Regions from separate parts of the Mus musculus genome. Here regions 1 and 2 are each linked to region 3. A link is a loop called in an ENCODE intact Hi-C map of the cell type or tissue named here. Cell type or tissue: heart. All regions are shown on one strand. Links, peaks and the distances in the headings refer to the core of each region. The heading gives the core; the rest is flanking DNA. Region 1 holds the start of Smc3 (structural maintenance of chromosomes 3). Region 2 has its middle 21 kb from the start of Smc3. Region 3 overlaps Add3 (adducin 3 (gamma)).

Region 1 (10,616 bases), core at 1,772-9,771, 350 kb after region 3:
AGCAGGTTGAAGAGACTTGGTCTATCCAGTAGAAGGCAGAACCAGTTGGGTAACTTGCTAGACCCAGCTGAGCGAACGAAGCCAGCTACTAACATCAGAGGCTAACTAAACTGGAGAAGGAGCACCACAGACTATATGCAGAAGAAATCCAAGCCCAGAAACAAGCCTCAGACTACCTCATTAGCTGTTTCATCAAAACTTGGTTCCAGGACAGCTTCATTCTGAAGACTGATCCCATGTGTTCCAACCTCTCAGACTGTTCTAGTCAGGACTTCAGTTAAGCCCCATGTACTGGCTAGTTTTGTGTCAACTTGACACAGGCTGGAGTTATCACAGAGAAAGGAGCTTCAGTTGGGGAAATGCCTCCACGAGATCCAGCTGTAAGGCATTTTCTCAATTAGTGATCAAGGGCAGAGTCCCCTTGTTCATGGTGCTATCTCTGGACTGGTAAGAGAGCAGGCTGAGCAAGCCAGGGGAAGCAAGCCAGTAAAGAACATCCCTCCATGGCCTCTGCATCAGCTCCTGCTTCCTGACCTGCTTGAGTCCCAGTCCTGACTTCTTTGGTGATGAACAGCAGTGTGGAAGGGTAAGCTGAATAAACCCTGTCCTCCCTAGCTTTTTTTTTGTTTGTTTGTTTTTCGAGACAGGGTTTCTCTGTATAGTTCTGGCTGTCCTGGAACCCACTTTGTAGACCAGGCTGGCCTCGAACTCAGAAATCCGCCTGCCTCTGCCTCCGAGTGCTGGGATTAAAGGCGTGCGCCACCATGCCTGGCACCCCAACTTGCTTCTTGGTCATGATGTTTGTGAAGGAATAGAAACCCTGACTAAGACACCCCACATCTACACTTTCACATTAGAGACTGGATAATAAATGTTACCTCTAGCCTTCTTTCTTTCTTTCTTTCTTTCTTTTTTTAAGATTTATTTATTATATGTAAGTACACTGTAGCTTCAGACACTCCAGAAGAGGGCATCAGATTTTGTTACGGATGGTTGTGAGCCACCATGTGGTTGCTGGGATTTGAACTCAGGACCTTTGGAAGAGCAGTCGGTGCTCTTAACTGCTGAGCCATTTCTCCAGCCCTACATCTAGCTTTCTTAAGACTGGCCAGTATCTCACTTTTCTTAGGCCCTCAAAAGAGACATTGTCCCCAGACAGCAGAAAGCAATTTTAGAGAATGACACCCCATTCCCAAGAGATGGTCTGGATGGTTTTTGGTTGTTTGATGGGTGATGGATGTTTGTTGTTGTTTAAGGGGGGTTGACCACAGTTGTTAATAGTCTTGGTCATGGAAGAAACAAGTAAGGGAGGTTGGATTCAGGGATCTCTTTTTCCCTTTCTTTTTCTTTCCTCTATCCTTCTTTCTCTCTTATCTAGTGTCAGGAGGAAAGAGGGGGAGGAAGGATGAAAAGAAAAAGAGGGACATAGGAATAGTAGAATAAAGCGGTAGATTATTGAACCTATGTTTAGACTAACGGGCATTAATAAACCAAATTTTTACATTTGGTATGGACTTTGTATATTGATACAGATTTAGGTTTATATTTTGCTACAACATAATATACTATGTTTCAATTCATAGTACCTATACAGTTCACTGAAAAATGCAATGTGAAGTTCCAGTCCTTTTAAAGGCTGCAATTACAAACTGTTTATATTTATCAAGAAATACAAGTTAGTAATCAATCAAACTTGTCGTAACATTGCATACTAGTTTAATCATAGAAATATGATTTAGTCTCCCGTCAATGTTTTCAAAGTTAATCAGATAGCAAATATCTTAAAACATGCAACACTTGCCTGCCTATTCAGATATACCATAGATGATAGATAGATAGATAGATAGATAGATAGACTCAAAAACTTCAGCAATCTACATACTATGGCATTTAAAGATGTTCTTTATTTTGACAGAGAGACATGTCTGCTCCTGGCAGTACCACCACACTACTTCAAGGAAGATGATGAGCATTGAAAACTCTCCTTATGGAGTTGCTTGAAATGTGGCAAGCTGCCATCGGGCAAGAAACCTCCCTTGCCTCAATTGCTGACAGCATGCTGCCCAGCCCATGGACACGCAGGGCAGGAAGGAAGTCAACTGCCAAGCTTTGCCAAGACAAGATAGGCAGTTCTTCATCATTGCTGCTTCACAAAATGTCTGTCAGATATTGTGGGCCAGAAGGATGTTCCAATGTTGCAGAAGTATCCTGGTATCTGTCCTGATAGCCTTCAACCTCTGTCATTTTATAGTTTCAGAATCTGCTTGCTCTGCACCTTCACTGTTTTTTTTTTTTTTTTTTTTTATTCAGGGAATATTTATCCTTCACAGGTCTTTGACGGTGCTGAAGACTAGATAGTCACAGTCTCACAATTAAGCTTAAGTTGTTTAGGATTTAAGAAAATGACTTAGGTACAGAACTTTGGACTCACCAAGGCAGGATAGTACAATACTTTCTCCAAGGTTGCCAAATGCATGTGGACTGAACATTGTGAATGTGATTCTTAACTGATAGTTTTCACAATTTTTCTTATATATACAGTTTATTGGTGTTAGAGACAGAGCCTTTTGTTGAACTAAAAGGGGGGAGAGGTACTGGTCTTCTAAGAGACACATGAGGAGTTCCTACCCCCACCCCCTGCCTCCCTCTTCATCCTCCTGCACATATGTAGCAGATGGAGCGGGGGCTATCCCAAAAGCTGCTGCCTGTTTGTGGGATATGTTCTTCTAGCTGGGGTGCCTTATCTGGCCTCAGTGGGAAAGGATGTGTCTAGCCTCGAAGAGACTTGATGTACCAGGGTGTGTGTGTGTATGTGTGTGTGTGTGGGATATCCAGAGGGCCCCCACCCACTCAGAGGAGAATGGGAGGGTTGAATGGGGGAAGGATTGGTGGGGGTCAATGAGCGGGGTATAAAATGAATAAATAAAAATAAAAAACATTCAAACCTAAAAAAACCCAAAACATAACAAAAACTTAGAAGTTTAAATATGTTCCCCACTGCCTCATGGCATGTTGTGGCTGTCAAATAAGGAAGCACCATAAATAAATATCTTCTAAATTGTGAAGAGAGAGAGACATAGAGAGAGGAGGGGGGAGAGGGTGAGGGAGAGGGAGAGAGAAACAAACACACACACACAGAGGGAGGGAGAGAAAGACAGAGAGACACACACACCCAAAGACACACACACCCAAAGACACAGAGAGAGAGAGAGAGAGAGAGAGAGAGAGAGAGAGAGAGAGAGAGAGACATACCTGTAATCCCAGTGCCCTAGAGGCAAAAGGATCAAGTTTCAGGACACCCGGGCTTCACAGCAAGTTCCAGGCTATCTTGGCTACATAAGTAAAACAGAAGAAAACACACAAAACCAGTCATCCCCTACAAACCAAGTCCTTAGCAGAACCAGCTGCAGACAGCTCCTTACATTTGGAAGACTTCATCCTCAAGTGCTCCAGGGAGCCTTAGCTTACTGGGGAGCCCCTGAGTGAACCATGTGGAGCCAGGATCGATGCAAAAAGCAAGAGGAATTTATTGTTCCAGTGCACTGGGGTTGTCCCAGATCCAAAGGAGAGGCAGCCCCCAGGACCTGTTTAGCGAGTTTTTTTATATGGTTTCCAGGGGCAGAATAGAGCATCAGCAACTAGGCACAATATGATTGGCAGAACAGTGCACCCTTTAAACTGATTGGTCTTTAGGGAATGAGGTGACAAGGACTTCCCTTGTCTGTAGGTGGGCAAAGGGTCTGTCCTGTTGTTGAAATGTTAATTAGCCTCGCCCTTCCGGAGGGACAAGTGTCTCATGACCTTCTCAAAGTTCCTAAGCTGACCTTTTCTGTGCTATAACAATACAACTCAGTTCTCTGCTTCTTTCTTTCTCTAAGGCAGAGGGAGGCTGCACAGCCGAGCACAGCTGACCTTCAAAAGCAAGGCAAGGGCCTGAAGGTCGTTCCCAAGTTGCCCTGTGCTTCCATATGACAATATACCTTGTCCCAATCTCCACTGAGTGCCCCAGGATTGACCCCAGAGGACCTCCTTGGTTGAAGTTCCTGGCTTTTCTCTCTTTAATGTCTCATTCTCCTGGACCCCATTACTCTGCTGGCTGAGAGTGCCTTCTATATAAACTACCTGTACCCTTAGTTTTCAGCTACTATGAAGTGCTATCAATGTTATGTATAATTCTTTTTTTTTTTAATTTTATTTTTTAGGTTTTTTCGAGACAGGGTTTCTCTGTACAGCCCTGGCTGTCCTGGAACTCACTCTGTAGACCAGGCTGGCCTCAAACTCAGAAATCCACCTGTCTCTGCCTCCCAAGTGCTGGGGTTAAAGGCATGCACCAGCACTGCCTGGCATGTATAATTATCTTAAACCTTTTGATTCAAAGACCCTACAACCATCTTATCTGGTGTTGAATGCAGTCATGTGCTCTGTAGCCCTTGTGTAGCCAGCTTCCTTCTCTTAGCATTTTAAAAAAGAAATTCATTCATGTTTGTAGAATGCATCCTTTTTTATTGCTCAATGGTATTTCTTTTCTTTTTTGGGGGGGGGGTGTGGGGGGGGGGAGTGTTGAGACAGGGTTTCTCAGTAGCCCTGGCTGTCCTGGAACTCACTTTGTAGACCAGGCTGGCCTCGAACTCAGAAATCTGCCTGCCTCTGCCTCCAGAGTTCTAGGATTAAAGGCTTGCGCCACCACGCCCGGCTTCAATAGTATTTTTTTTTAGATTTATTTATTTATTTATTTATTTATTATATGTAAAGTACACTGTAGCTGTCTTCAGACGCACCAGGCACCAGAAGAGGGCATCGGATCTCATTACGGGTGGTTGTTAGCCACCATGTGGTTGCTGGGATTTGAACTTCTGACCTTCGGAAAAGCAGTCGGGTGCTCTTACCCATTGAGCCATCTCACCAGCCCCCTTCAATAGTATTTCTTTGTGGCGTCTATTTCACTTTCATTTTATATCGCTTGATACTTAGTAATCTGTGATAACTGTTAAAAGCCAGGAGAGCCAGGCACTGTGGTAAGAACTTGGCCTCTGTGCATTTTCCCTTCATAAGATTTGGTTACTTTGTGCAAAATAATTGAAGAGAGCAATAGTAACAAAATGAAATTCTTCATCTCTTAGATTTTACTATCATGGAGAGAGACAATAAATATAAACAAGGCAATAGTCTAAAATCACTTATTTGATATTGTAGAGATTTAAAAAAAAAAACCTTTTTCCCCTATTTATATGATTATACAAGCTAACTGAATAAAGTTCATAAAATGTGTAAAGGCCTAAGAAGGAAAGTAAAAATCTCATTGTAGTGGAAACCATCATAAAAGTTCTGGTGACTTCACTATTATTGAAAAATAGGGTCTCCTTCAAACCCACTAAGCAGTAGATGAATTTGAACTTTTGATCTTGCATCCACCTTCCCAGGGTTCTGGGATCACAGATGTGTGCCACTAGGCTACCCAGTGCTGGGGAAGCGTCTAAGACCTCCTGTATGACAAACTAGGGCTTTACCAACTGCACTGCAAACCCAGCCGTCATCCTGAGGAACTGAATGAAGGCTTAGAATTCTGTTTATAATATACCCCAAACCCTCACAAACTGACAGGGGTAGAGGTCCTTAACTCCCAAAATGAAATTTTAAATTAAATTTCTTTCTTTCTTTTCTTTCTCTTTTAATACTTTTTCTTTTTTTTTTTTTTTTCCCTCAAACTTTGGGTGGAATTTGGCCAGAGTTTCAGATAAAGGATTCCCAGTAGGGCACAAGATTTGCCCTTCCTCGTAGACATGTTGAGGGTGAGAACTGCCTCAGGAAGCAGGAATGGTGACCAGGACCTTATTAGGTCGTCCAGGTTTGTTTGTTTATTTCCCAGTAGGCAATTTTAGAGTTGCCCAGAACTCTACTCCCTACACTGATTGTATACATTTAGCCGGGCAGTGATGGCATAAGCCTTTAATCCCAGCACTGGGGAGGCAGAGGCAGGCAGATCCTGAGTTTGAGGCCTGCCTGGTCTACAGAGCGAATTCTAGGAAAGCCAGGGCTAAAAAAAATCCTATACATTTAGGGACTGACCCTAGTACCTACCTATTTCTTTTCTTTCTCTCTCTTACTTTCTTTTCGAGACAGGGTTTCTCTGTGTAGCCCTGGCTGTCCTGGAACTCACTTTGTAGACCAGGCTGGCCTCGAACTCAGAAATCCGCCTGCCTCTGCCTCCCGAGTGCTGGGATTAAAGGCGTGCACCACCACCCCGGCTCCTTTTTTTTTTTTTTTTTCTTTTTTCTTTTTTTTTTAATTTACCTATTTCAAGAAATTTATTTGTGGCAATTGTACAGGTCTTTCTATAAGGAGTTTAAAGTCATCCTTAGCTACAAGGTGAAATCGGGGCTTGGAAAACTAAAGACAACCTCCCTAAATCAATCCCTTCAAATGTCCTAGCGTCCTCCAGTTCTCTCAGAGCCGTCAGGAGGCTCGGAACCAGCAGGAGGCGCTCTGAGCTAATAAAGAGAATAATGGAAGCGCGGAGGTTCTGAGCTCAGAACCCCAGGCAGTCACAATGAGACCTACATTCAAGTCGGGCGCTAGGCTGACAGGCCACGTCCTTTTTAAGCGGCCCGGCGACCACGTGACCTCCGGCGCGCTCGGCGATTGGCTCCGCTCGTCTCACTCCAGGCTTTGGCGCCGAGCAGGCCCCGCCCCTCACGGGCGCGACCATAGTCCGTGCGTCCGGAGGTAGTTCCTGCCGGCCTCTGGAGCGGGGCTCCTCCGAGTCGGACTCCCAAGTGATTCTCAGCAAAACAAGAGGATAAGAAAATCCTTTTCTCAGATCAGGTCCGTCTAAGAGGGCCGCGGGAGAGGGGCCTTTCCTACGCGACAGAGTGGAACCGGCCCAGACTCCCCCTGCGATCCGCATCGCTTCCATCGTGGTTCCGCCCGACGCGCGGGCCCCGCCTCCGCGGCCGCCGCCATTTTGTTTGGCCACAGGGGGAGCGAGCGGGAGCGAGCGGAGCGCTGTGAGGAGGGGGCTGTCTTGCTCGTCTTCCGAGCCTGCGGCCGCGCTGCTGCGGTGCTGAGGCGACGCCTTCCCCCTGCCGAGGGGCGCGGAGCCATGTACATCAAGCAGGTAAGGGCCGTGAGAGGCGGCGGGGTGTCCCGGAGCGCGCCGCGGGTGGGTTAGGGCCGGCCTGGGCTTGGGGGGGCGGGGAGGAGCGGGGCCCTGACGAGCCGAGCGCCGGGCTGCAGTCGGCGCTTTCCCCCGGGGCGCGGTGCGTGGAGCCGAGCGGAGCCGAGCGGGACCGGGCGCGGCGGGCTGCAGGCGGAGGCCCGGCTTCCTCGGGCGCCGCGGGCTGCTGCGAGCTGCTGGGAGGCCGCGTCGTTCTGCAGGCAGGCATGGCGGTGCATGGACCGCCTTCGCGAGGCCCCGGGCTGGGCTGCAGGCTCTCTCCGCCTTGCCTCAGGCTTTGCCCCAGCAGGGCGGACCCTCGCAGCAGGTCGCGTCGCGCCTGCTCACTCGGTTGTTTACTTCTGTCAAAATGCTCTTCCCGCGCGCGAGCGCCGAGCCCCCGGGACACGCGCTGGGCGACGTTTTTCTATTGGACGGGTCAGGCTCGGAGCGTTGCGATCCTATCTATCCCCTTTTCACTTAATTTTTATTATCTTATTTCTTTTTCTCAATGGACTCATTGGGGCTGGCCAGTGGTTTGACTGAAGGATGCCCTCTCACTGGGCTCGCAGGCTGGCAAGCTGCGACCAGCTCGCTCGCCCGCCCGCTCGCCTGCCTGCTGTCTGGACCTTTACTGTCGTGCAGAGCTCGGGGTCGAAGCCGCTGGGTTTGGAGAGCTTCTCCCAGAGCAGCCCTGCACCAGCAAGGGTTGCAGGCCATGTCGGAAGGGGTTTAGCGAATCTTTAACTTGCTTGCTCCCGATCGCAATGGTCTCCGCCGAGTGGACCGTTTCTGTCTTGCCTTGCGTGAGAAGCAAGAGACGGAGAAGGAAAGAATGTTGCCCTAGAAGTGCTTTCTGTGTTCTCAAGGGTTGTCTCTTCTTTAATAGGTGATCATCCAGGGCTTCCGAAGTTACCGAGACCAAACAATTGTAGATCCCTTCAGCTCCAAACATAATGTCATCGGTAAGTAAGTGTTCTTGGTTTACCATGTTAGACTTAGAATTGCTACCGATAGACGTGACAGGCCAGGGGAGACGGGAGTTGTCTTTGAATGTTAATATTCCTCCATGGGATTACCTGTTTCGTGTCTGCACCGATGAATTGCTTATTTTATAAAAATAAAATTTTTGTGTAACTCAGACGGATAAATCATTTTGGAGCCCAGTGGTGTAAGTTAAGTAGTGGAATGTTTGCCTAGCGTGTGTGTGTGTGTGTGTGTGTGTGTGTGTGTGTGTGTGTGTAGGATGTTGATGATGTGTCTTCATTTCAGAACCTTTTACATGAGAGGGTGTCGCCTGTTTTGTTCTTAGTCCATCACTGTTACTTTCTTTGAAGGATGGCTTATTTGCAGATTGTGGTCTTTTTCCCTTGCCAATTTCTTTGTGAGTGTGAGTTTTTATGAGAGACGTGAACAGACACTACCTGTCTCAGAAGGCCATTGGAAAGAGTAAAGAGAAGGGATATGGAAATTTGAGATTAAAGCTCACATGATTGTTGCCATTAACAGTACTTAGTTAAGGTTTTTTTGGTGTTTAAAGTCTCCGTTTTGCTGAGGAAACCACGTGCCACTGAATTTTGAAGGATGGATGAAGTTAGTGCTAGACTTGAGAGGTTCTGGCATTGGTGGTTTGACTGTTACAGTGTCCTAGTTGCAGTTTGCTAGGCCAGCCAGATGAGGTACTCTAGACAGTGGGCTAGGTGGTCCTGGAGAATAGAGGTTGGGGTTTCTGGTACCAGCAGGAGTGAATTCTGATGGGGCCTCATCGGGACCTTATCTAGCACTGTCAGTACAGGATAGGTGAGATCTGCGAGCAGACTTAGTCGAGGGGAAAAAAATGCCAGTGTTCACAGAAGGCCTTTAGAGAACAAGGCATTATTTACATAACATATGAAAGAAAACAACGAAGGAAATCCAGGAGTGGTTACTTAGTTCCAGCTACTCAAGAGGCTAAAGTGAGAGGACTCTTGAGTTGAGGAATTGAAGATGAATGTAGTCTGTGGCAGGACGGTTGGAGGCTAGGCTCTTTCTGCTGTTGGTACATGGGCTGCCCCCTTTGTGAGAGTAGAGTAGCCTGCTGTTTGTTCTCCTTGTGCTTGAGCTACAGAGGGTGCTAACCGACTAACTCGCAGCACAAGCATCTCCATTGTACTGGGCTTTTGCTGCATTTCATTATAGGAGCTTCCTGGTGTTTGCTAGTCTGAAAATCCTAAAAATGGAGAAAAAGAAATAATAACTAGGTTTTATGATATTTCTTATACTTCTAAGCTGAAAAATGCCTTAATATTTCAGTTGTGTGGTTGTCATCTGTGGAGATAGTGATTGCTATCTAGAATCATGTCTATGAGGTCTGTTAAGTATTTTTGTTTTAGTCAGATAGCAGTAGTTCTTTCCCTTTGCTTGCAACATAGTTTCTTTTGAGAGGAAAGTAAGAATTCTTCTATGTTTTAACTAAGATAAAGCTCCTTTCTTGATGCTACTTTTCCTGCCTGGTGCTGTTCACTGTGAGACAGATGGGAAGTTGTTATTAATGGGAAGAAAGTGGGAAGTAGTTAGGCAGTGAAGTTGTCTTTTAAATATATAGTGATGGGCTGGGGAGGAAGCTCAGCAGTTAAGAGCGCTTGCAGAGGACCTAGTTTGATTCCCAGCACCCACAATGGTGGTTCATAACCATTCATAACTTGTTTGAGGGGATCCAATCAATGCTTCTGACCTCCTGGCACCAGACACACATGCATGATATGCATATACATACATGCAGGTAAGATACACATACACAGAAGATGAAATAAGTAAACCTAAAAAAAACCCAACTTGTTTAATGATTTTGAGCCTAAAATAAAAGATTTGAAAGCAAATACCTCTTGAGCTGATCTTTGCCTCTGTGATTGCCCAAATATTGTTTGCCCTGTATGTCCTTGTCTCCAGTCTTCAGATCTGACAAAGACAAACTGAAGATACATTAGAGCAAGGAAAAACTACCCTTGTGAATCTACAGTTTTTTTATCATTGTTCCCTAAAATAGTATACTATGACAGTTACTTATGTAGCATTTCTGGCAGAGAGTACAACAAAAGGATCAATTTCTTTGTCTTAGTCAGGGTTTCTATTCCTGCACAAACATCATGACTAAGAAGCAAGTTGGGGAGGAAAGGGTTTATTCAGCTTACAATTCCATACTGCTGTTCATCACCAAGGAAGTCAGGACTGGAACTCAAGCAGGTCAGGAAGCAGGAGCTGATGCAGAGGCCATGGAGGGACGTACCTTACTGGCTTGCTTCCCCTGGCTTGCTCAGCCTGCTCTTATAGTACCATGACTACCAGCCCAGAGGTGGTCCCACCCACAAGGGGCCTTTCCCCCTTGATCACTATTTGAGAAAATGCCTTACAGTTGGATCTCATGGAGGCATTTCCTCAACTGAAGCTTTCTCTGTGATAACTCCAGCTGTGTCAAGTTGACACA
Region 2 (10,616 bases), core at 848-8,847, 330 kb after region 3:
GGTCTACATAGCAAGTTCCAGGACAGCCAGGACTACACAGAGATCCTTCTCAAGCAACAACAATAACTTGTGTCTGAGAGGGGCATGGTGACACACTCCTGAAAGTCCACTATTGAGGCAAGTGGTCATGATTAATCAGAGAGGGCAGCTTAGTCTACATAACAAATTCTAGACGAGCCAAAGCTACATAGCAAGACCCCAACTTAAAAACAAAAACATAAACAAACAAACAAACAAACAAACAAGAAGCCACCTGTGTCTGCTGAACATGCCCCAAACAACATAAAAAGACAGCCATAATGTCACATTTATGACGTTGATTGTCATAAATAATGAGATTTGAGGATGAGGTAGTTGTAAAGCAAACAGTATTCCATTTTATATGAGACTTGAGCTTTCATAGATTTGGGGCGTCCAAAATTGGAACCAGTTCCCTCAAAATCAACCTTAACAGGCCTCTTTGCCCAGGCTAGTTCTGCACACAGTAGTCGTTTCTGCCAGTTCCCCATCTCACTCACTAGGTCTTCTCTCCCGAGGACCCTCCCCCCACTCCCCTCCCATCCTTCTCTACTGTAGGCATCATTCCTCGACCCTAACCAGCTTTGGGGGTGCATCTTGCCCAAAGATGAGTTCTTGCCAAAGCTTCCCACTGGCTTTCTGATTACACCCTGGCTTCTGCAAGGCTCTCTGACCTGTTTCAAAGGCATGGGGGGAGGAGCGGGCATTTTATCAAAGCTCAAAGTAAAAGCTTGATGCCTGGGACAAAGAGCAGGAAAGTAAGGGCTCGGATCAAAAGGGACGCAGTGGGAAGGAAGCACAGAGAAAGCAGAGGTCCCGGTCATACACACAGTCCTCGGCTTCTTGGTACACACCACCCCAACCTCCAACGTTCTCAGTCTCCCCTTTCCCATAGAAGAAACTTGTGATGCCCTTGGATTCCCAGAGAAGCCAAGAGTCTCCCTGCTTCAAAGTCTTTAAATGTCCCTCTGACGTGCAATGTCAGATATTTATAGAGATCGGGATATGGACACATTTGAGTGTTATTATTTGGCCCTCCTAGCCTGTCCAATCACTTTTTCTCTCTGACTTGAGTTTCTTTACTTGCAAACTAAGAATCAACAAAGGCCCTCCACCGTCCTTCCCGGGCGTGGCTGCTGGGAATATTTTGAGTGAAATATGGGTCTCTGAACACAGGGACTACACTCCAATTTCTCATGTCCTCTATTTTCTGGTCACAGAAGTCACTTTCCATCTGAAAGCTGCCATGTTTTTCATTAATTAAGCAAGCAAACGAACATGCACAGAGAACTTACCATGTGCCGGGACCCATTCTAAGTCCTTTCCCAAAACCAAATGACTTGTGTGTGGGAGCACAAGGCGGGTAAGGATTGTACAAGATGTCAAACCAGTAGGGCTTACAGCAATCTCAGCTGTCTGGCTCCTGTCTCTATACATATATGTGTGTGATGCAAGCTCGCGCATGCATTTTTATCAACATAAAATGTGTGTGTGCACCTGTTTGGGAGTGTGTGGGTAAGTGGACTAGCAGTCGGCTCTGGATGTTGTCTCTCTGCTATACACCTTGTTTTGTGAGACAGGGTCTCTTATTGATGTAGAGCTGACTAGCAGGCTGGGTTGGCTGACCAGTAAACCCGGGATCTCCCCTTTTCTGTCTCTCTAATGCTAGGACTATAAATGTTGCCCAGCATTTTCTTAAAATGTGAGTTCTTCATGTTTGCATGGTAAGTCCTTTATTAACTCTCACCCCAGTCCCAGACTCTATACTTTTAAGAGCTGGCTAACCAGATTGTCCTCAACCCCCCTGGCTCTGGAGTACTGTGGCCATGACCTGTCTCTTGTTTTGTGTTGAAGTGAGGTCTCATGCAGTGGGGGGTGATGATTCCATACACAGCAGAGGGTGACCTTGAACTTACGACCTTCTTGCCTCTACCTCCCAAATGTTGGGATTGCAGGCATGTGCCTTTTTGTTTTTTTGGTTGCTTTTGCCGAGCTGAGAACAGAACCCATGCTAAGCTAGCCCTTTACCAAATCAATCTACAGCCTCAGCCCCTTCTGGACTGTGAGGAACAAGAGAGCAATAGTCTTGTTGAGTCTTGTGAACTGCAGCTGTGATAACAGCCTAGTGCACAAAAACATGAAGCAATTGGCGGATGGATGTTACCATTACACTTATCTACTGCAGACTCTCAGTAATCAAAGCCATGGTTGCAAGACAAAATAACAAACACGTAAGGCAGGCATAGTGCTGCCAGCACTGTGGAGGGTGACACTGGAAGACTGCAGTGAGCCCCAGGACAGTCAGCTACATACAGAGCAAGACCCTGTCCCAAATCCTAGCAAGGGGATATGTCCAGGTTCCCAGCATGTATCCACTTAGGTCAGCTGCTGATGGGGGTGGGGACTAGGTTATCAAGTTAGGATCAAATTTGACTCGGAGGCCCAAACAAACAAACAAACAAACACAACCAAAAATAACAACAACAACAAAAAAAAACCGAACAAACAACAACAAACCAACCAAACAAGAAAACGAAACCAGAAAGAATGAAGCAAAGAAACATTTAAGGTCAAGTCTTCCGTAGCAGGCATCGGTGCCAGGTGCCAGGACCAATGTAACATTTCTCCTTTACGCCTGGCAACAATCTTGCTACATTTCGTAGATTAGATAAAATTCCTGAAGTCAAAGGGTAGAGCCAAGATTTAAAACTGGTCTGTCTAAAACTACCGCTCACTGCCTCTTTAGTCTTGCCTGGCTGCTGGGTCTTTGCTCTCTCAGCTGAAGAATGAAGGAGTTGGGTGGTCTCTGGGCTCCAGCTCAGCTTATGTTCTCTCTCTCTCTCTCTCTCTCTCTCTCTCTCTCTCTCTCTCTCTCTCTCCCTCCCTCCCTCCCTCCCTCCCTCCCTCCTTTCTTTTTTGATTATTTTATTTATTTACATTCCAAATGTTGGCTCCTTCCCAGTCCCCGTTCCCAGAGTCCTTCACCTCTCCCCCCTCCCCTTTGTCTCTGAAAGGGTGCTCCCCCCCACCCCCACTCCCCACCGCCAACCTCCCCCCACCCCTTCAGCTTACGTTTTCTTTCTTTTTTTTTTTTTTGGTTTTTTTGAGACAGGGTTTCTCTGTATAGCCCTGGCTGTCCTGGAGCTCACTTTGTAGACCAGGCTGGCATCGAACTCAGAAATCCGCCTGCCTCTGCCTCCCGAGTGCTGGGATTAAAGGCGTGCACCACCACGCCCGGCTTCAGCTTACGTTTTCAAGTGATCACTGACTGTGCTATTGCCCTCCAGGTATTGCGATTTACATCCTTATAACACCCTCTGAAGTACTACTCTATTTCCACTTTACAAATGGGGAAACTGAGGTTGAACCCCACTTGTAGAATCCAGAGTCACATAGCTACTTTTTGGCTTTTTGTTGGGTTCTTAAACCAAACTCTGGCTCCTGACCCCATACAGCTTCTGCAGTCTCCAGCGGTTTTCGAGGGAGCCTTTCCGCGCTCCTGCAGAATTGGAACAAAGCCAGGGGAGCTGTAGGCTGAGTTCTCAGTGCGTGGGCCTCCTTCTTTGGATTTCAAAGGTTCACTGAAGTTCCGTGAGAGTCAAAGGTGACTCCGAGTGGAAGATTAGCTGAGATTCAGAGCTGGCCCTGGCACCACTGGACTTAACTGTTTTCTCTGATCTTGTTGTCAAGGCAACCTTAGGACTCTGTGCTTCTGAAGTTATTCTTCCCCTTGCCTTCTCCAGACAGCCATTCCCAGTGACCTCCTGGTGAATGACTGAAGATTAGGTAATGTGAAATTAAAAAAAAAAAATTGTTAGGACTTTCATACTCGCTCCAGGCTGAACAAGAGGTATTTTGTAAGTGTCTGTCTACGTCACTGCTGGACCACAGTGACTTACAAAGTACCTGGAACAGAGTGGGGAGCTCAGAAAATGTTCAGTGTATGCGTGCAAAGATGATAAGTTATGGAAAGGAGGCTGCCACATTTCCCACAGGCTAAGAACCTAGGTCAGAGTAATAGGCTAAGGCTTGTAGTGGCCAGTGAGATTGCTTAGTGGGTAAATATACTGCCATCAACCTGACAAGCTGGGACCTGTCTGGTGGAGGGACAGAGCTGGGCTAATTCCTGAAGGTGACTTCCACATGTAGGCTGTGATGCATATGTATACACGCACACATGCACACACACACACACACACACACACACACACACACACACACACACATGCACACACATACACACATCAGAGAGAGACAGAGACAGACAGACAGACAGACAGACAGACAGACAGACAGACAGAGAGATTATAATTTTTTGAGATGGGGGGATTTACTATATAGCCATGGCTCACTATGGCTATATAGCATCTTCACTATGAAGATGAGGCTAGCCTTGAACTCACATAGATTTGCCTGTCTTGTCTCCTGAGTACTGTGATTAAAGGATTAGTAGTGGTGACCTCCCATGAAAGGGAGTAAGGGAGATGGCTCAGCCAGTGAAGGTATTCTTGCTGCCAAACCTGACTATCTGAATTCAATCCCAAAACTCCATGGTGGAAGAAAGCCAACCCCTCCGACCTCTACATAAGCAACCTGTCCTTTGACCTCCCCATGAGTGTCATAGAACATGCATATCTACACACATAATAATAAAATGTAATAAAAGTGTTACACAAATGCATGCATATAGATATAGATACAGAGATATAGAGATATATATAGAAAGTAAAAGCTCAGATCACCTTTGAAATGATGACCTGTGCCCTGCTGTCTCGTGTCTCCATACCTGTGAGCTTCAGCTGCCCACGGAGGAGTTCTGCCCACTTCAGCCTTCTGGAATGGGACACCAAAGATGTCACTCATCTCCCCACCCCCACCCCCTCTCTCTGTGTCTGTCTCTTAAGTTATGAAGTAGATGCAACACAAAATTTACCATGTTAACTATTTTTAGTGTTTACATTTCCATTTTTGGGCAACCAACATGGTACAAAGTTCTGTCTTTCACTTACATTCATCATAGTTTCTACTGCCATCTTGGATTTTAGCCACAAGTACACAGTCACGGTTTAATGTCTTTATCACTGTCTGTCTGTCTGAATGTATATATGCATGCATGCATGTACACATGTATGTGTGTATGCATGCATGTATTACACATGTATGTGTGTATGCATGTATGTATTACACGTGTATGCGTGTATGCATGCATGTATATATGCATATGTGTATGTATGTATGCATCTATGTATGTACTTTTATTCATTTATTTGGTGGGGAAAGATACATGGGATTGCACATGGAGGCATAATGACTCTGGCAGGGACAGGTCCATGTGGGCCAGCAGGCTTGGTGTTAAGTACCTTTTATCCACTGAGCCCTCTTACCAGCCATAAAGCCTTGAGTCTTAGTACGGCACCAGATGACATGAATGTTCAGTAAATAATGGCCACTGATTGATTTTTGTGCTCCTCACACCGATTCGTAGCTTTGAAGCGCCCTCTAGTGGCAATGATGAAAATGATGCGAAGAACCACCTAAGTCTATTTGCTTTCTAGCAGGTGGTGACCACAAATGTCATCTTGTGTCCCTGTCTTTTGTGTTGTTTTCTTACTGACTTCACTGAGTATGAAATTCTAGTCAGTTAAAAGTTGAGTGTAATGGTTTTGTAATCCCAGAATTTATGACATGGAAGCAAGAGGTTTGCTGGAAGCTACACAGTAAGTTCCAGGCTAGTCTGGGTTACCTAGGGAGAGCCTGTTTCAGAAAACACACAGCCAGGTGCACACCTTTAATTCTAGCACAGAGGCAGAAGCAGGTGAATTTCTGAGTTTGTACACAGTGAGCCTTGTCTTAAAACAAACAAACAAACAAACAAACAAACAAAACCAAAACCCAAAACAAAATAACAATATTGGAACAAAATAAAAATCCCAGCAACCAAACAAAACAAATAAGGTGAACTGAATGATGTTTTTCGGATAGTCTAGGAGGAACTCCGTGTTTTGTTTGGTGGTTTGTTTGTTTGTGGGGGGTGCAAAGCAATTCATTTATACAATCAAAATGAATTAATGCACACATGATATCGAAACAAAAACATGCAAAAAACAAAAATAAGATTCAAGAGATAAAAGTACACTCCAACAAGAACAAACATAGCTGGGTGGTGATGACCCAGGCCTTTAATCCTAGACTTGGGAGGCAGAGGCAGGAGGATCGCCAAGTCCCAGGACAGCCTGGTCTACAGAGTGAGTTTTGGGCCATCCAGGCCTTCACAGAGAAACCCTGTTTCAAACAAACAAACAAACAAACAAACAAACAAACCAAAAGAACTAAATATACAAAAAATAAAACATAACCCTAGGAAAAATAATGTCTGCATTGGTGCATGTCTGCTCAATGTTTTTAATTAATATAGAGAATTGCATTTTCTGGTGTTCTGATTTCATAACTAAATGAAAAGTCACAAGTTAAAATAGTGTTTGCCTGATTTTTCTGAGCATTGTGTATACCAACAGCCAGAGGCTTTAATGGGTAAACGACTCTTACACTGGCTTAAACTGTCCAGTCCAGGAAGAATGGACTCCAAGGAGACACTGCAAGGTGGGATGTATGTGAGAACAGTTTCTGTTTTGTTCAAATAAGAAGTGAGCAGTGGCCAGAGCACCTGGGGGAGCCATCTTGGTTCCCGGATCCCTCAGAGACTGGTCTGTGCAGGTGAGAGTGTGGACTACAGAAGCTAACAGCTTCTGGGACAGGCAGAAGCCACACAGCTTCTGGGCCAGACCCCGTTTTGGGCTCCAGACATCCGGGCACTGACCCTGGCAGAGGAGAGGTGTCCGCCCTACCAGGGAGGGCTTTGCTGGAGCACCTGGGGAAGTCATCGCTGGTCCGGGATCTCTCAGAGACTAGACTGTGTAGGTGAGAGTGTCGACTACAGAAGCTACACAGCTTCTGGGACAGGCCCTGTTTCGGGTCTTCATCTTCTGCCAGGAGGCAGGTCCAGATATCTGTGCACCTTCCCTGCAAGAGGAGAGCTTGTCTGCAGAGAGTGCTCAGACCACTGAAACTCAGGAGAGAGCTAGTCTCCCAGGTCTGCTGATAGAGGCTAACAGAATCAAGAGAGGACCAAGCTCTAACCAGAGACAGCTATAACAACTATCTCCAGAGATTACCAGATGGCTAAAGGCAAACATAAGAATCTTACTAACAGAAACGAAGACCACTCACCATCATCAGAACCCAGCACTCCCACCTCAGCCAGTCCTGGATATCTCAACACACCTGAAAAGCTAGACCCGGATTTTTTTTTTTTTTTTTTTTTTTTTTTTTGGTTTTTCGAGACAGGGTTTCTCTGTATAGCCTTGGCTGTCCTGGAACTCACTTTGTAGACCAGCCTGGCCTCGAACTCAGAAATCTACCTGCCTCTGCCTCCTGAGTGCTGGGATTAAAGGTGTGTGCCACCACGCACGGCTAGACCCGGATTTAAAAGCATATCTTTTGATGATGGTAGAGGACATCAAGAAGTACTTAATAACTCACTTAAGGAAATACAGGAGAACACTGCTAAACAGGTAGAAGTCCTTAAAGAAAAACAGGAAAATACAACCAAACAGGTGATGGAGTTGAACAAAACCATACAAGACCTAAAAAGGGAAGTAGACACAATAAAGAAAACCCAAAGTGAGGCAACGCTGGAGATAGAAACCCTAGGAAAGAAATCTGGAACCATAGATGTGAGCATCAGCAACAGAATACAAGAGATGGAAGAGAGAATCTCAGGTGCAGAAGATTCCATAGAGAACACCGGCACAACAATCAAAGAAAATACAAAATGCAAAAATACCCTAAGTCAAAACATCCAGGAAATCTAGGACACAATGAGAAGACCAAACCTACAGATAATAGGAGTAGATGAGAATGAAGATTTTCAACTTAAAGGGCCAGCAAATATCTTCAACAAAATTATAGAAGAAAACTTCCCAAACCTAAAGAAAGACATGCCCATGAACATACAAGAAGCCTACAGAACTCCAAATAGACTGGACCAGAAAAGAAATTCCTCCTGACACATAATAATCAGAACAACAAATGCACTAAATAAAGATAGAATATTAAAAGCAGTAAGGAAAAAAGGTCAAGTAGCATATAAAGGCAGGCCTATCAGAATTACACCAGACTTTTCACCAGAGACTATGAAAGCCAGAAGAACCTGGACAGATGTTATATAGACACTAAGAGAACACAAATGCCAGGCCAGGCTACTATACCCAGACAAACTTTCAATTACCATAGATGGAGAAACCAAAGTATTCCATGACAAAACCAAATTCACCCAATATCTTTCCACGAATCCAGCCCTTCAATAGATAATAACAGAAAAAAAAATACAAGGACGGAAACTACGCCCTAGAGAAAGCAAGAAAGTAATCTTTCAACAAACCTAAAAGAAGACAGTCACAAGAACAGAATGCCAATTCTAACAACAAAAATAATAGGAAGCAACAATTACTTTTCCTTAATATCTCTTAATATCAATGGACTCAATTCCCCAATAAAAAGACATAGACTAACAGACTGGCTACACAAACAGGATCCAACATTCTGCTGCTTACAGGAACCCATCTCAGGGAAAAAGACAGACACTACCTCAAAGTGAAAGGCTGGAAAACAATTTTCCAAGCAAATGGTCTGAAGAAACAAGCTGGGGTAGCCATTCTAATATCGAATAAAATTGACTTCCAACCCAAAGTTATTAAAAAGGACAAGGAGGGGCACTTCACACTCATCAAAGATAAAATCTTCCAAGAGGAACTCTCAATTCTGAATATCTATGCTCCAAATGCAAGGGCAGCCACATTCATTAAAGAAACTTTAGTAAAGCTCAAAGCACACATTGCACCTCACACAATAATAGTGGGAGACTTCAACACACCACTTTCATCAATGGACAGATCGTGGAAACATAAACTAAACAGGGACACAGTGAAACTAACAGAAGTTATAAAACAAATGGATTTAACAGATATCTACAGAACATTTTATCCTAAAACACAAGGATATACCTTCTTCTCAGCACCTCATGGTACCTTCTCCAAAATTGACTATATAATTGGCCACAAAACAGGCCTCAATAGATAGAAAAATGTTGAAATTGTCCCATGCATCCAATCAGATCACCATGGACTAAGGCTGATCAACAACAACATAAATAATAGAAAGCCAACATTCACGTGGAAACTGAACAACACTCTACTCAATGATACCTTGGTCAAGGAAGGAATAAAGAAAGAAATTAAAGACTTTTTAGAGTTTAATGAAAATGAAGCCACAACATACCCAAACTTATGGGACACAATGAAAGCATTTCTAAGAGGAAAACTCATAGCTCTGAGTGCCTCCAAATAGAAACTAAAGAGAGCACACACTAGCAGCTTGACAACACACCTAAAAGCTCTAGAACAAAAGGAAGCAAATTCACCCAAGAAGAATAGACAGCAGGACGCCCCCGCCCCCACATTCTCTTGCCTGAGGCAGTTAACTCCCCTGCCTACCCTGTTATTTTCTCTTCCAATATGAATTCGAGCTTACCCTTCATGGACTTAGTCACTACTACATGACAATTAGAAGACATCTGGCCCACAGAGGAAATTCTCTGCTTCACCACCCATGTCTCCTCTCTGGTCCTTGGATCCAGCTACACAATATGACCATGGGGGACTTTCATGATAATCTAATCTACGGCACCATGTTAAGCAGGGAACTTCATGTCCCCTTACTGATTACAAACCCCCAAAGGATCCCCAAGTGTATCACGTCCACCCCTGCCTCACTGTCCAAGGGTCCCTGAAATGCCCATTTTCAGGGGCATCCTACCCCTTGGGAATCCTGCCAGCCGGCATGAGGTTTAAGATTCACCATGGTCGGGCTGGTGAGATGGCTCAGTGGGTAAGAGCACCCGACTGCTCTTCCGAAGGTTCAGAGTTCAAATCCCAGCAACCACATGGTGGCTCACAACCATCCGTAACAAGATCTGACTCCCTCTTCTGGATTGTCTGAAGACAGCTACAGTGTACTTACATATAATAAATAAATGAATCTTAAAAAAAAAAAAGATTCACCATGGTCTACTCAATATTGTCATCTAACCTCACACTTGGCATGTGGAGGTTTACCTCACATCATGCTTCCCATATTACTCCCTATGTTAACAGGGATCCCATTAGATTCCAGTATGATTCCATCAGGAGCTATTGGGGTTTATGTGGCCCCTCTAACTGCCTTGATTCACTCCCCTTTACTCTCCTAGAGAATGGCCGTCTCTTTAATGGGACATATTTCCACATACACAGGTTGGCAAAAATGAGGACTGATGCAAACCACCTTGAATGTGGCCATTGGCAGCCTTAACTGCTTTAATGAGAAATGTCTCCTGACTGCCTGCTGGATCGGGTATTCAACAATGGCTATCCTGATGAGGGAACAGCCACTATTTGGGTGCCTGTGGTAAATATCACTCACTTTCATGCCGTCACTCTGATGGCCCAGACTTACTTACAACCCCTACACTATGGAAAGAGGGATTTTGGTATTACAGCTGC
Region 3 (10,616 bases), core at 1,744-9,743:
CCTCCTAACCCATTCAGCCACCTCCTGGAAGGAGAACTGGAAGAGTATACGAAGACAATCGAGAGAAAGCAGCAAGGCCTGGACGGTTAGTTCATGCTGAGGCTGGGTCTGGGCTCAGCGTACTGACTGCAGAGAGCACCCGAGCTGCAGGACAGAAGGCAGGGCTTCTGGGCTCTCTTAGCTCCTCTGCTCTAGACCTTTCCATAGAGAACCACTCTGCAGTCCAGACAGAGGAACCTGTTCGTCTCGGAATGTCATCAGCGCATGGGCTGTGCTATCATACAGTGTATACACCAAGGCCGTAGGAATAGAGAATTTCCAGACACAAGAAATACAGGTCTTGCTTTGAACATGCATAGTATGTGGATTTTTAGTCATGGATTCTCCAATACATGGTTTTAATTAATGCTTTATGAAATCTTTGTTCTGGTGTCTCAAGTTGCCAGTATAGTCATTTCAAAACAACATTTTAAATCAACATTTAATGTAAACTGCTGGGAATTTGAAGTGACTTTCCTGACACATGGGTGCTCTAATGCAGTGGAGGTTTTCTGACTTTGCAAGTCTCTGTAAGTTTATAAGTAGGGGAATCAAGAGCTGATGATGGAGAACCAACTGTGGAGGCATATGCCTGTGATCCCGGCACCCCAGGCTGAGCCAGGAGGATTTTTTGAAGAGTAGCCTAGGCTAAGTGGGAGATCTTGTCAATAATAATAATAATAAATAACAATAATCATAATCATAATCATAGATTGTTAGGAAGAGGCATTAGGACTTGAGTCCTAGCTCTAGTTTGCTCCAGAATTAAGGATTGGCCTTAGCGGGGCACTGGGGCTGAGGTGTTAAGCCACCTGAAACACAGTGAACTGTGTGTAAAACTGTCTGGGCAAGAAGGATTCAAGGGAGACGATTAGAAGTCCCTGATCCAGTAGGAGCCTCTGCGTTGGCGCATCCGCATTTAGCTACAGCTAGCATTTCTACCCAAGGGAAACGGTCAGTAATGAAAGAATTACTGTGTCTGTGTTAGATACCACGGAATTACCTGAGAGCTAAAGGCTAATGACAGCTGGGCCATCCAAGATACCACTTTTATTAGTGTCTTTTTATTTTTGTGTCTTTAGCACAAAATCAAGTTACCCTACTCATTAATGCACTTACAGAAAATAGTTCTAAGTGGCATATTTACCTTGTTTGTTCTAACATAAGATGGAAGAAAACATCTTTCATACTTTATAAAATGTCCTTATTCAATCTCTTACTTTTGAAAGCCTGACAATGCCAGGTAACAAATACCATACTCTGGATGTCACCTTTCGCATACACTTTGTAAATAGTTCCTTTTACGTCTGTGCATAAGCTCACTAATACTGCTCTAACCGGAATCACTAACCGGAAATTGCTAGGACTCAGTGGAACCTCTGCCTCGTTCCTGTAGCAAGGCTGCTGAGGCTTCGTCAGTCAGTTTTTTCATCTGGCTGTATTTTGGTTTCCTATACTAGCAAAGGCTAAACGCATTCAGTCTCTGTCTGGGCTGCCAATACCCATGCTTTTTTTAACTCAGTGTGCAAGTTACTGTTCATGGCCAGAAGTTTAACACATCAACCTCCTCAGAATCCTAGTGGCTGACATGTGGGATGGCGGTAAGCATGCTCAGTTCTCAGCTGACGAGCTTGCAAGCAGGCACTGGATGTACGCACTAACCTCTCTGAAACCGTAAGCTTCCTTGTTTTGTTTGCATGGCTTTTAACTGAGCATCTTGTTCAACAGACGCTGAGCAGGGGTCACTCTCAGACGACGCTGCATCTGTTTCACAAATTCAGTCTCAAACTCAGTCACCGCAGAGTGTCCCTGAGAGATTAGAAGGTACTCACTGTGACTCCCACAGCCGCCCCCTCGTAAGCCCTGTCGTTTGTCCCGTGGACGGGATCGGACACTTGCTCACAGTCCCTCTGTCAGTGCCCCACACATAGGGATGGGGCAAATCTGACTCACTGCAATTTACATTCACTCGCTGTGAATTCACTCGCCTGGCTTGGGTCAACCTATAGTTTTATGAATTTGTGGAATTAAAAATGACTTGCCCTCGTGTACCTTCTAATAAGTAGCATGAAGTTCTGTACAGTTTTAAATGTCAAATGACCCTCAAATTAAAGAAAAACATATCTGTCGTCATCCTAGCTTATAATGACTTGATTTGCCATGGAAAGGCGGACCACCAGTACAGTTTGTGACCCTGTTTAACACTTGCCTTCTCCCCTTTGTATCATTGAAGAAAATTAGCTTCATGCTAATAGATACATGTTATTAAAATAATAATCCATCCTCATTAAAATTAAAGCAATGCATGGCTCAAGACATTGCTAAAACTTCTCAGGTTTGCAAATGAAACAGAAACGTTGACTGAGTAAATAATCTCCCCCCCCCCCACCCCCACCCCCAACCTCTCCTTTCGTAGAAAACCACGAGCTGTTTTCCAAGAGCTTCACCTCCATGGACGCGCCTGTCATGATCATGAACGGCAAGGACGAGATGCATGATGTCGAAGACGAGCTTGCTCAGCGAGTCAGTAGGCTGACCACAAGCACGACCATAGAGAACATCGAGATCACCATTAAGTCCCCAGAAAGAACTGAAGAGGTCCTGTCGCCTGATGGCTCACCTTCAAAGTCGCCCTCCAAGAAAAAGAAGAAATTCCGCACGCCTTCTTTTCTCAAAAAGAACAAAAAAAAGGAGAAAGTTGAGGCCTAAGTAGTCCTTTTGTAATTTGTATATTACATTGTGGCATTGCACACTTAAATACCATATTTTAGTTAATCGTTAATATACTGTGGTAGATCAGATTGGGAGTATGTAGCAAACTGGACTTTAAAAAACTGGAAAGAGGTTTTACTAAAAGAAAAATATTATTGAAAACTTTCAAATTCATCTCTTTTTATATGTCCGAAAACGGCCGAGCTTTTCAGCAGTGGCTGGCTTGGCCGACTCTGCCGTCCCTGGCAGAGCGTTGTTACTGTTGCTCCTTAGCAGCTGCTGCCTGGTGCCTAGGCCTCTGCAGCACATGTGCTGGGAAGGAGCTGCCAGTGAGCACGAGACAATGCTTACTTGTCACTAATCAGACCTTGAGTTTATCATCGTGGTTATTGACTGTATCTTTGGGTCCCCACTGTTTCCATGGGCATTAATGGGATGTTTTAAAAGCTTCTACAAGACTCTAGAGCATTAGTATACATTGGCACATCATTTTTTAAAAAATGTTTTAAGAAAAGATTTGTCTGGGTTTTTACTCATAGTATGAAATTCCCCTACCTGAAGTAACTGTTTGCCAAAAAGTCATTTTAATAAACTATAATTTTTGAAGAACTTCCTTTTTTATTAGTTTAGAAAACCCCTTATTTTTCATAGAGGGGATTTTGTACACATAATATGAGTTATTTAGTTTAACTCTTGCAAAAAAACAATTTTTGTATGTTAAAACGTTTGTATACCTTCAGTATAAGGTGTCATGTGCATGTTAGCCAATCAGTCAGGGGTAAAGCCTGCCCGAGTGCCATCCAGGAGTCCAGGGGCGTGGCACCCAAGGGCATATCAAGGCCTCGAGTCGTATTTGAACCATATAATGTATTTTTCTCTTAGTATTGCTGATGGATGAAGAGGCTGAGGGGAAGGGAAGAGTAAGAGACAGGACAGGACTGAGTCCTGTGTCCACAGAAGAAAGAACATGGAGATCGACTTGCTGAAAATAAGGCCCAAGTTTCTAAAATCCTGTTTCCTGCCAAAATCAATGTCTTGGTTGACATTTGAATTTTAAAAGAGTTAAAGTGTACATCCTTTTAGAAGACGGCACTAGAATAAATCAGCAGGTCTAATCCCACCAGCGAGAAAACTACCACGTCTTGATTTTTGCAAACTTAATCTTGATTTTTATAAACTTAAATTTTCTTTTAACTTCCTTTCTACTGTAAATACAAATTTAAGCCTAGATTTAATATAGTTTTCTCCATTTCCCCAAGTAATGTCGCAGATCAATGTAAATGGATGACCCCAATACTCCACGAGTGGAAGTAAAGCGCCCTGCGGGTGACTTGGCACGCAAACGTGACGTGACGTTGGCCGCAGTGCTCTCTGGGCTGGCTCTGTCTGACCCTGTGATTGATGCTGGTCCTCTTAGACCTCACTAACTACTGGAGCCTGTTAATCTCGTAGTGGAAACTTTGAGTTGCTGAATTGTGCATCTGAGGATTGTTTTATGTCCTACATCATCTGTGTTGTGCTACAACGTGTGGAGACACAGTTACCTGTGAACTCTCCTTTTCCATAACTTTTAAAGAATATATATATCTAAATGAATGCAATGTGCATAAATATTTTTTAAACACAACAGTAAACTATTGCACCTTTCGCTAACGCTTCTCTTTACTTGCTTTGACATAATGAATGAGCCAGTGAACTCAGTGTCCTGTGGAAAATGTATAAAAGTTATCTGATATTGCTCTTAGATGTTATGCTAATTAATGTTAAATCACAATAAACGGTATTTTAAATATATGCATTTGGTATAATGGGGTTTCCATTCAGGAGTGGTTTCCTAGGTTAGACTTTGTGATCTGCCAAACTTTAATGTGGAACAGTGAAGTGATAAAATTGTCCTCTGAGCTAAGGAGTCTTGATAAGCTTGTTTTCAATTTAGTTAAAAGTTCATATATATATGTGGGCTTAGTGGCACATGTCTTTAATCCCAGTACCCTGGAAGCAGAGGCAGGTGGAACTCTGTGAGTTCCAGAACAGCCAAGGCTACAATAGTAAACTGTGTCTTAAAATACTTTTATATTCCTATATGCATCATGAGTTACATGTATATGCATGCGTTGTGTGTGTATAACTCTTTTGTCTTAGTTAGGTATGGTGGCCTAAGGATGCTGATGGAATGGAAGATATAAGTTGTGTACTAAGATCAGACACTAAATCCCACAGACAACAGTGTAGGGAAAGAGCAGAAGAGAGAGAGCTCACACGTCTCTCTCCGTTAAGGTTTGATTTTTTTTTCATTCCCCTCTAGTTCCTGACATTTGTATTCCCTGTATATCAGCCATCATAACATGAATATCATTTGTGTCCTGGTTTTTCCTACTTAAAAGAATGCACCCTAGAGACACCTGTAGTCTCAGCACTAGGAGGTGGAGGCATGGAGGCTTAGGAGCTTAGGCCCCAGCTCTGTGAGGCCCCAGCCCTGTGAGGCCCCAGCTCTGAGAGAACCACACCCTCAGAGGTTTTCAACCAGGTCCCTCACATGAATAATTTATTTTGATTTTTTTTCTACTTTGTCCTAGAAAATGAGTGCAAGAGGAAGACGTAATAATAACTGGAGTGTGTAGTTGATCAGAGCTTTACTATGATCACCTATTACAAAAACAAAGGACTTGAGAGATGAGGTTGATAGTCTTGGGCATAATGACTTGTTTTCTCAGCTTGTAAATAGCTCAGTGGTGAAAAACAGTATTTCAGACCAAAAGCCTGCTTTCCAAAAGCAGCCCAGACCATTACCCGTGTTCTCATCTGCGTGTAGCTTAGCTTAACTATTTTTTAAACTCAGATACTAAGCTTGTATGCAAATGATCTTGGCCGGACTGACATTTTACAAAGCAGTTTTCTTTGTGGCCACTAGGGGGTGTGACTAACCTAACAATCCCGCGTCCAGTTCTTGTACTTTTCCTTAGACCCTAGAGACCATGTTTGTTGTGAGGAACTTGGGAGGACGATTCTTTTGTTGCTTATTCTCACGAGCCTGTTCCTCGGCTGTGTCGTTTTAGCAGTTCCTAGTTCACCAGGACAGTATCACCCACAGCACTTGTGGTGCCTCTGGAGTTACCTAGATGGTAGCAAGAACAAGAGATGCCCACAGGCTCGTGCTGTGACAACGTAATCTTCCTTCTTTTCCCCAAGGAAGTGCTTGATAATGCCTGTCCCTTTTATGACTCTTTACACCAAAGACCATGGTATGCATAATCTTTGCATCCCTTTGTAGATGATAAAACCCAGGTTTGTAGAAGAAACACCGGAAGTCCTGCGTTTTGACCATGGATTCAGAGACCCAGAATTTGCCGTGCTTTGTGCTTCCCTTCATGTGGCTCCAGTTAGATGTTTTGTTTTGTTCTGTTCTATTTTGTTTTTAGAAAAAAAGCCAAGTCCAGCCACATTGAACTGACAGCTAAGTTTATTTAGATAAAACACTGGCTTTTGATATGAAAGACATTTTCTTCCTCCATGTCACATCAGAATGAAGAATCTGTGGAAGTAGAGATGTGCCCTGGTGGTGTCTGCCTGGAGCATCAGCTCTTGGATCTTCACGCCAGCAGAGCAAGATGCCTGTATCCGCTGCAGAGGCGCTCTGGGCCCAGGAACACCCCTGTCCTTCTGGGGGAATCAGAGGAGACATTCAAAGGCAGTTTTAAAACCTGCAGACTTGGCTTGGTCTAGACATAAATGTAGATTTCACGGTGAAGGGAGATACTTACTAAAGTGAATATTGAGGTGACCTTTCCTAGGGAGAATATCTAATCACATGCTGCAGTGGGGAAAGGTTACATTTGGACGGGTTGTTAGTAGAAGAAAGTGGTAAACTTGGTTGTCAAAGGAGTTCGTTGCAGGAAACGGCTGTAAGGAGGCAGTCCTGAGTCCACAGTTAGTGGAGGGAATTGCCTTTAATTATTATTTTAATTCTCGACTTGGAACAGGGTGAGTGTGCATCGGTAGATGCAGTCTGAAGTTGAGGAGAGTTTACAGATACCTGATTACGACTGTGGGCCTTAGAGCCAGTTCTCGGTTCTTCAGAGAGATTGGACTTACCTGAAAGAACACAAAGGGCGCCAAGTCAGGATCCAAGCAGGGGTCTTCCACATTTGTGCCGCTTGCTTTCCTACCATAATGTGAGCTCCCTTGGGACCCAAGGCACATAACTCGGGACTGGATAAACGCTGATGTCTCTGCAAACACTGGAAATAGGAATGGTTGGGTACAGAGCATGAACTGCAAAACCAAGCTGGAGTGTGATTTATCACTCACTGTGTTCTCAACATTTACGCTAACTGGGGGCTGAAGAGGTGGCTCTGTGGTTTGGAGCACCAGAGGCCTGGGTTCCATGGTTTCAGCTACAACTCTAGGAGACCAGTGCCCTCTTACGGACCTCCAAGGCTCCAGGCAATGTGGTGCACAGACATACATTCAGGCAAAACATTCATCTACATAAAAAATAAAATTTTAAAACCTAGTAAAAAAGGGAAACTTGAACATGATTTAAAGCATTAGATTCTCCTTGAATTGTTTAAATATTCAGTATTCTCTCCAGCTAACCATGGCGCTGTTGTCTTTCCATGGGGAGCTTAAAGTCACTTCCGATTTAAATTACAAATGCACATTTTGATATTCCTAGTGCCTAGCAGGAAGAGACAGACAGACAAGAGAGATCTAGTCTGCAGTTCTTTTTGAGACCTGTAGAGTTTCTGTTGGGAAGGCTTGACACAGAGCCTATGCTGAAGGCTATTGAAATTATCCAGTTTTTGCTTCTAGGTTTTACTGTTACACACTTTAGGGTTTTGCCCTTCTCTACAGCCAACCTTGAGCTTGATTCTGAGGGCCTGGAAATCCCTTGTTTTCAGTCTCCTGTGAAGCCTGCCATTAGGCAAGTCTCCTGCTGCGTGTCTTGCCTCAAAGGAAGTAGTATGGGTTTGCTCATTGAATTGGGGTGTGCACTGAAGGGGGTTGAGTTTCTGAGAAATTCTAAGATTTTTTTTTTTAATGTGATTTTGAAATGGCAACTGAGGGTCAACAGATTGTATGACAAGCATTATCAAGTGACAGGATGTATGGACACTGCTTTGCTTCATTGTTAGACCCGGCTCCTCAGAAAGCCAGTAAGCCCAGCTTGGTGTGCCCATCTGTAATTTCATTTCAGCACTCAGAAGACTGAGGCAAAAAGGACCCGAAAATTAAGTCCAGTCTGAGAGGGGGCCACACTGGATATGTATGTAGCTCAGTGATAGGGCCTGTACCTAGAATGTGCACTGCCCAACACTGCAGAAAAGTTCCTACATTGTAGGAAACTGAGGTTAGGGGTGGGAGCCCATGCCACTTCCCCTTGCTGATACTGGGACCCCATCCGGCTCTAACCTGTGCAGGCTTTACACACTGGCTCAGTCTCTGTCGGTCCATCTGTGCATCAGTCCTGTTGGCTTTGGACATTTTTGTCTTATTGGTCTCTCTTGCTTGCTATTTTGATTTCTGGTTTTCTTGGTGTGTGTGTGTTGTTTTTTGCTTGTTTTTGTTTTGTTTTTGAAGAGAGAGGAAGAACAAAGTTGGGTTGGTAAGAAGGGAGGGAGGGTCCTGAAGAAATTGGAAGAGAAAAAAAAGCCATAATCTAAATATATTGTGTGACAAAATTTATTTTCAATTAAAAAAAAAAAAAGGTTAGCAGTGCAGCCCAGCCCTGGAGTCCAGGTAGTGCTAGGGCCTCTCCAGGGATTGCCGGCCAGGCCGCCACCCTCAGAAGGAGGGACCCTCTCTTTACAGACAGCATCCAAAGCAACCCCTCCCTTGAGCTGTCACTGCCAAGGCCCCCACCAAGCTGGGGTCAAGGAAGTACTGCGCTGTCACTGGCCTGTTCCTGTTGGGTAATGCTAAGGGGTGGAGTGCAGTGGGGACTGGCGTGACAGTCATTGACTCCAGAGTCGATGGCCTCCGTTTTATGACAGACATGTAGATACAGCCAACTTGTTGCCGGCACAGGCAAAACTTCCAAAGTCATTTACTGGACTAACAAGGTCAGACATTCCTTCCTACCTGCTTGCTATTGAAAGTGTTGGCTTCAGGTGTTTTAATTGAAAGAAAGCCCATTTGAGGAAAAGAAACCCAAGGATGTATCCCAAATATAACTTCCTGATCTCAAGGGGAAAGGGCGGGGTCGGGCTCCTTTGCTCTGGCTTTCTCTGCTTTTTAGGTTTCTCTACTTAGTTTAAAATATATACATTGTGAGACCGTATCCCATCATTTTTTAATTAAAAAATGCATATTTGTATGTGTGTGCGCACACTCAAATGTGCACGTGCGCGCACACACACACACACATAAAGTATGATAGGGGCTTTGTTTAAAATGTTTCTTAAATAACTTAGGATTGAGTCTTGGGATTGTGTACATAAAAGTATTTTGGCTGCGTCTGACCTTTAGGTTACTATTGAGCAAGAGAGTATATGCACATAGACTTGCTAAAGAGCAAGCATGGCTCAACTAACTGCAGAGCTGGGCAGACTGGGTGGGGCAATTCTGGAATTGTTCCCACTCACTGAGCAGGTCAGGTATGAGGCTGGCCTGAGGTGAAAGAGCCACTCACAAGTTCAGGCCAACAAGTGAGATCTGGAACCTCAGAGGGCAACCACAGCAGCATCTGGTAAAGTGCTCTGTGTTAGGGATGCGCTAGTCCCTGTCACCGTCTTCACAAGAGCACAGGGGCTGCAGCAGCAGGAGCCAAAGGAAGCTTCAGGAACAGCACTTTCTTGCTTTTCTGCAGGCTGATATCAGAATCAAGGAAGGACCTCGGGCCTAAGGGACCGGGGTGCACCTAGAAGTTAAGACAGGAACTCAGACTTAAGTAAAATGGCCCATGAGAACCCTGTACCACTGACAAGCCAGAGACCAGGCACTGTTCAGAGGCCAGGCAAAGTCTGGCCTGGCTGGGTGCTAACTTGACTTTGTGTGAGTGCTGTAAAGAGAAGCTAGGTGCCTCGGTTTCTCCATCCGCAGGAGCTGGTCCTGGAAACCACAGCCAGATGAACAAGTAGGTGGCCGAGTACTCGAGAGGCAGAAAAGGCCTGGTTGGGTTTTGGCAGGAAGTGGCCTGTGTGGTAAGGGGGTGCTGGACTGCAGGAGGTGTTACGCCAGAACCTGCCTAGAGCAAGAAGAAAGACTGGGCAAAGGGCAAGCGCTACCCAGAGCTGTGGAGATAGATGCTCTTCTCTTCTGAGTGTCTGGAGGTCACTTCCCATCGAGCACCCTACAGTGCACCTCGGGAGCACTGCTGGGCCAAGATCAGAGTATGGTCAGGGCTTCCAGTTATGCCCACGAGGGAGCCTTGGTTCTTCTGGCTTGTCCTTCTTAACCTGCCTATGTCACAGCTTCGGCCACTAAGTCAGAGGCCTCTGACTTGTGTTGCCACACTTGCCCAAGCAAGAATCTCTCATTCCCTCCCCCACCCTGCTGCATGAGCAGGTGTACAGACAGTGGCTGAGCCACCACTGGCAAGGAGGACCCCCTGTCACCGCCACAGGCTTGCATCTGCCCCAGCCTTCCAGGTACCTTGTCCACCTGGCCCCACTGGAGGAAGACGTTTGCATTCACCAAAGTAACATTCCCTGCTGAGCATGTCCAGTTCTACCAATGGGTCGCCCTCTGATACTGAATCAAGAGGATGTCAAGTTCAAGTCCAGCCTAGGCAGGTGAAGTCCTGGCTCAAAAGCAAAGATGTAAGTAAACTCTAACAAGATAGCAGTTCACTGGTGTGTATAGACTTTGGGTCTGATTACCTTCACCGTGTGATGGTTTTTATTTGCAAGTTCTTTTTATTAAAG

What was found. Hi-C counts contacts between places; a loop is a spot of excess contacts. Peaks named below come from ENCODE experiments on the same cell type or tissue, not always from the same donor. Only the 100,000 strongest peaks of a DNase experiment are listed, where the experiment ranks them.
Region 1: it touches region 3 in a loop (2.4-fold over the local background); 2 of 42 quality-filtered maps call a loop at or near these places.
Region 2: a loop joins it to region 3, with 4 times the contacts of the local background. A loop is called at or near these places in 3 of 42 quality-filtered maps.

The regions. Positions count from the first base shown.
Region 1 is chr19:53,593,441-53,604,056 of GRCm38, forward strand. It overlaps Smc3 (structural maintenance of chromosomes 3), which reads left to right and starts at 6,956. Exons shown (of 29, transcript NM_007790.3): 1 at 6,956-7,114; 2 at 8,043-8,118. The coding sequence starts at 7,100. In heart, for the core only: a CTCF peak has its summit at 6,467 (motif pointing right); DNase peaks (open chromatin) are centred at 6,631 and 7,491; H3K4me3 peaks cover 3,019 bases; H3K27ac peaks cover 1,746 bases.
Region 2 is chr19:53,573,602-53,584,217 of GRCm38, forward strand. No RefSeq gene overlaps it. Among named protein-coding and RNA genes, the nearest start is that of Smc3, 21 kb to the right of the region's middle. In heart, for the core only: a CTCF peak has its summit at 5,517 (motif pointing left); no DNase peak of the experiment used is centred there; H3K27ac peaks cover 936 bases.
Region 3 is chr19:53,242,543-53,253,158 of GRCm38, forward strand. Add3 (adducin 3 (gamma)) reads left to right here. Exons shown (of 15, transcript NM_001277100.1): 13 at 1-85; 14 at 1,768-1,863; 15 at 2,456-4,784. The coding sequence ends at 2,748. 1700001K23Rik (RIKEN cDNA 1700001K23 gene) reads right to left here. Exons shown (of 3, transcript NR_036590.1): 2 at 6,844-6,989; 3 at 6,194-6,411. Among named protein-coding and RNA genes, the nearest start is that of 1700001K23Rik, 7.4 kb to the right of the region's middle. In heart, for the core only: a CTCF peak has its summit at 5,659 (motif pointing right); a DNase peak (open chromatin) is centred at 5,809; H3K27ac peaks cover 420 bases.